Regions from separate parts of the Homo sapiens genome. Here region 1 is linked to region 2. Evidence: chromatin loops called from intact Hi-C (ENCODE). Cell type or tissue: Caco-2. All regions are shown on one strand. Region 1 overlaps RASSF3 (Ras association domain family member 3). Region 2 overlaps RASSF3 (Ras association domain family member 3).

Evidence for each region. A loop is a pair of places that touch in the nucleus more often than their neighbours do. Peaks named below come from ENCODE experiments on the same cell type or tissue, not always from the same donor. Only the 100,000 strongest peaks of a DNase experiment are listed, where the experiment ranks them.
Region 1: it touches region 2 in a loop (7-fold over the local background); 61 of 110 quality-filtered maps call a loop at or near these places.

What each region holds. Positions count from the first base shown.
Region 1 is chr12:64,695,056-64,697,555 of GRCh38, forward strand. RASSF3 (Ras association domain family member 3) reads left to right here. Exons shown (of 5, transcript NM_178169.4): 5 at 1-2,500. Among named protein-coding and RNA genes, the nearest start is that of GNS, 63 kb to the right of the region's middle. In Caco-2, no CTCF peak of the experiment used is centred here; no DNase peak of the experiment used is centred here.
Region 2 is chr12:64,623,984-64,626,483 of GRCh38, forward strand. The region is part of intron 1 of RASSF3 (Ras association domain family member 3); the gene reads left to right. Among named protein-coding and RNA genes, the nearest start is that of MIR548Z, 2.6 kb to the left of the region's middle. RefSeq lists enhancers at 1,512-2,228, 1,585-1,704 and a silencer at 1,626-1,815. In Caco-2, no CTCF peak of the experiment used is centred here; a DNase peak (open chromatin) is centred at 1,548; H3K4me3 peaks cover 553 bases.

The sequences.
Region 1 (2,500 bases), 71 kb after region 2:
GGTCACACAGCATCCTGCACCTTAGCGTCCCATGTAAGGGACTCTGCAAGCTTGTTGTTCAGCACCGCAGTGTTACCTCTTGGCAAGCTGTGAACCTGTCGCCTCATCAGGAGCATTCGAGGGTGCTTGGAAGCATGAACTCTGGGGGTGTTTTTTTTTTTGGTTATTTTAATTATGTGATGATGCTGTTAAGCTTACAGATATGCAGTTGATTTTTTAAAAAGCTTAACTAGGAATCTTTCTGAATACTTGTCCTATTTTGAAACTACCTGTCTGGTTTTTTGTTTGGTTTTGTTTTCTTTTTTTAATGTCAGAGGAATCTATCCATGTGAATCGAAAGGCACAGGAATCTAGGAACTCTGAGGAATTTATTGTGAAGGATTTTGTTAGGGGGTTGACAGAGAAAGCAAAGTGTAAGTTTGGAAGAAGGCATGTGCGGTGGTGGCGAGTGCTGCGGGCTATGGAAGGTGACTTGGCTTTTCAGTTAGGGGTAGTGGAGAAAGGGGTAGTTGCTTGTAAACGAGTTAAAAGCATTCAGTGTGGAGGTGTTAAACCCATTTTAGGATCGCTTGGTTTCCTGGTGGGTAGAATATGGGAACAGAGCCAGAGGCAGGAGCTAAACCAAAAGGAGGGACCCATGAACTCTGCAGCTGACCAATCAGAGAATCAGGCAGGTGTAGCCTACTGACCTGGGCAGAGGTGGGCCTCACGCAGCTGGATCCGACCCTTTAATTCTGCCCTTTTGGAGTGGAAGGTCTGATTGGTGTAGCTGCTCTGCATAGGCAGGACAGTGACAGTTCACTAACTCTTGTTAAGTTACATAGTGTATAGCTTTCCCCCCACAGGTGGTTTTCAAAGTTGAGACGGAATTTGGGTAGGGGCAGCTGTTTTTCCCTTGATTGTTAGCTAGGATATTTGTCAAGTAAACTTTGGTGACAATCACTCTCTTCCCTTTTATTCCTCCTTTCCTTTTCCTTTCTTCCCTTTTTTCTTTCCTTCCCTGCTGTCTCCCACCCTACCTTGTTCTTTTCCTCCCTCCCTCCCTCCCTCCCTCCCTCCCTCCCTCCTTCCCTCCCTCTCTCTCCCTCTCCCTTTCTTTTCTACATTGAAATCTGTTCTTACATAATAGAGAACAGGGCTATTGAATAAAGACCCAATCCTACCAGATCTTTAGTTCTAAAGGGCAACTTGACTGTGAGTAGGAGGGCCCCCAAGAAAGGGAGGAAAGTCCACACCCAGCTAACCACACAACAGGGCTTCATTATGGAAATATTTTAACAAAAGTACATGTTATTACCAACCAAAGAGATGCATGTGCAATAGAAGCCTTCCTTAAAAACAGGCTAAATAACCTCATTTTATGCAGCAGTTTAATCTGAGAACAGAGGGAAAGGTGTGCAGTGGTTCCAGAGGGGCCTTATATTCTATTTTTAGTCTAGATATTTTTTGTTTATAAATTCCCAAGGAATTGTTAACACTTTGGTGACACCTAATGGATTCTTTTTGAAATTCCAAGGTGCTTCAGTTCTTTGCCCAAGTGAACTGTGCCTTTTATTGCATTTCTGTTCGTCTCTTGGTGGCTCTTCTGACTTTTTGGAGAATACCCATCTTGTTGGAGGCAGACTTAAGTTGTTATGCTGTGCCACACAATTTACTGAGACAATCATATCTTCCTAAGCATTTAAGGAAAGTTGAAAAAAATAGAATTAGCTATAAAATATGTATGGCACATCTTGTTTAATTTTGCATGTAACTTCTCTTTTGTACATTGATGAGGTTTTAGTGACATTGTCATCCAACACTTTACCTTTATTGTTCAGGGAATGCCTTCGTGATTTTTTGTACTGGTTTTATTATTCAGACTATGGCCTGGATTTGAGTATATTGTTATTACCACCTGGTTTTTTAATTATTCATCCCAGTAAACTTATATTTTGTGAAGCATTTGTTTCTCAGATTAAGACACTGTTAGAACCTAAAGTAGTAGCTGATGGGTATCTGTGAATTTTTTTTTTTTTTTTTTTTTTACTTGAAGTAGATTGTCTGAATAGGCATCCTCATCTATATTTACCCAAAACCTCGCTTACTGTCATGTGCACTACAAATTGCAATTTGGAAACCTACTGTATTGAAATTCTGTCAGTTTATGGTTCTTGAAGACTGATGTCCTTTCCCAAACACTGGTTACTGCAGCAGCATTTTTAATGTGTAAGTGAAGAAAAAAGGCCACTAAGGCCAAAGATTTTTTAAGAATCATTGTACAAATCATTATGTTAAACTATCTAAGCTTTGCTGTAATACTGTTTTCTCTTCAATATGTGATGGTACAGGAAGGATGTTAAATGAAGGGGTGGTATTGCAGGAGAGCATTTTAAATGGCAGAAGTAAAAAGTTATAATATTTATAATTTTGATGGGTTTAAGTTTATTTTTGTAGGGAAGATTTTTCTCCCCTAAAATAGTTTCTAGAATGGCAAAATTGTTTCCATTATTAAAAATTG
Region 2 (2,500 bases):
TCTGACCAGATTTGGTCACGTGAAACTGTCAATTAGCATGAATGAGGTGCTGCTGCCATGCAGGGGTTTGATCCTTGGCTGTCATGTTGATGGTCTCTGTATCCAAATTAGTATTTGTGAAATTTGGGGGAAGAGAATTTGGGCTTATTGTGTAGCGGAACGAGTACGTTTCATAAAGGCAAACCTAGCACCGATATCAACAAATCCACTTACAATCCATTCCTAAAGGAGGAAGCTCTGTTACAGTTTTAAAATTAACATTACAATGCATCTTGCTTGTTTGAGGTGAGGGCTTAAAACTCAGTAATGAAAAAGAGGGAGAACTATAGGCTAAAAGGGTGTGTGTTCTTAATTGATTAATTGCAAGCAGCTATGTAGGGCACCCTGTGTTTAAATCAGTGCTAGCTGTATTATCTTGAGCAAGTCATTGTACCTCTTTGTTTTTTTAATTTATTTTTATTTTTTACATTTTTAAGAGACAGGGTCTCACTATGTTGCTCAGTTTGGTCTTGAACTCCTGGGCTCAAGTGATCCTCCTGCCTTGGCCTCCCAAAGCGCTGGTATTACAGGTATGGGCCATCACGCCTGGCAAATCGTTGTACCTCTTTGAGCCTCAGTTTCCTCATTTGTAAACTAGTAGGATGCCTGGAAGTTCATAAGCATTAATAAATGTTAGCAATAGTTATTATTTCTTGAGACGGAGTCTTGCTCTGTTGCCCAGGCTGGAGTGCAGTGGCGCGATCTAGGCTCACTGCAAGCTCTGCCTCCTGGGTTATGCCATTCTCCTGCCTCAGCATCCCGAGTAGCTGGAACTACAGGCGCCTACCACCACCCCCGGGTAATTTTTTTTTTTTTTTGTATTTTTAGTAGAGATGGGGTTTGACTGTGTTAGCCAGGATGGTCTCGATCTCCTGACTTCGCGATCTGCCCGCCTCGGCCTCCCAAAGTGCTGGGATTACAGGCGTGAGCCACCGCGCCTGGCCAGCAATAGTTATTTTTAAAAGATCCTCCTACATGTGATTATATGCCCCTTTTCATTTGAGGGTAGTAGACCATATGGAGAACTGACAGTGGTTGAGAGATTTGAAGGGAACTAATAGTCCAGCCAAAGAGCGAAAAATGGCAGGAAATTGGAAATTAGGTCTGTCTCATTGGCTTTATTAACCAAAATGAATTGGGAATCTCAATGTAATTGATCAGGAAGGAGCTCCAGTCATTCCTGGAGGATTAATTTATTATTATTATTATTATTTTTTAGCTGCATACCATATCACTGTGGTGCCTTTGTTTTTGGAATGGAGCTGTTGCCTGCTGACCACGCCTGGGGGCACCTAATCACAAGTCTTTCCCAACTTCTTTTTCCTTTAAAGCAAGCCACTCCAGTTGAAAGAGAATGATTAGACATATGAAAGTGTGGTTTTGTTTGCCCAAGAGTTTATGTATAAGTTAACACATTGTACACTTTTTTTTTTTTTTAAACTTCCTCTTTCTCTCTTATCTGCCTCTGATCACGGGATCCTGGTTAGTTTTGCTCAGGGCAGCTCGCTTGACCTGGTGACAAATTCCGCTTCTTCCTGGGGCTTTCCTTTTTCCTCCAGAAAGTCTTGTGCTCATGGTTTAGGAACTTAGTCACTGTCGTCTTTCTGGTTTTCATGAGATCAAATCAAATAAGGTAATACGTGCAAACTGTATAACGTGCTGCAAAGGCAGACTCTGCTGCTGTCCTTAGAGTCCAGTTCCCTGGCCGTGGCTGGGTTCCCAGCCCTCTGTTCTCTCTCCACAGAGTGACTGTCTCGGCTCTGAGGGTTTCAGCGATACTGGATGCTTCCACATTTAGGAAATAGGCCTGCTTATGCTCCAGTGCAGGCATTAAAGCTCAATGAGTCATGTGATCTGCTTGGCCGACTCTTCAGAGTTCGTTTGTACTCAGTAAAATTAGTATGAGTCTTGGAACCCGGTGGGAAACCTCTTCCTAGTCCTACAGGCCGGATGCGCCTTCTGAGTTTTCATATTATCTCTCCACCCCCAACCTCCCCCTCCTTTGGTTGTATGTTTCTCACAATGAATTGGTTGTTGGAAACTGGCTTTGTAATAATTCCAAATGCCACTGTGAAGATTTTTAATAGCCTTTAAAATTTTTAATTGGCTGAGCTGTAGTGTTATTGATATATTTTTGTATAAATGTTATTATTAACAAGTTAATTCATATAAAGGGCTTGGAACTATACCTGGCATATAAGTACATGTTTAATAAAGATTAACTTATTTCTGCCGGGTGTGGTGGCTCACGCCTGTAATCCCAACACTTTGGGAGGCCGAGGTGGGCAGATCACTTGAGGTCAGGAGTTTGAGACCAACCTGGGCCAACATGGTGAAACCCTGTCTTTACTAAAAATACAAAAATTAGCCTGATGTGCTTGCTTGAACTTAGGAGGCGGAGGTTGCAGTGAGCCGACATCATGCCACTGCACTCCAGCCTGGGCAACAGAGTGAGACTCTT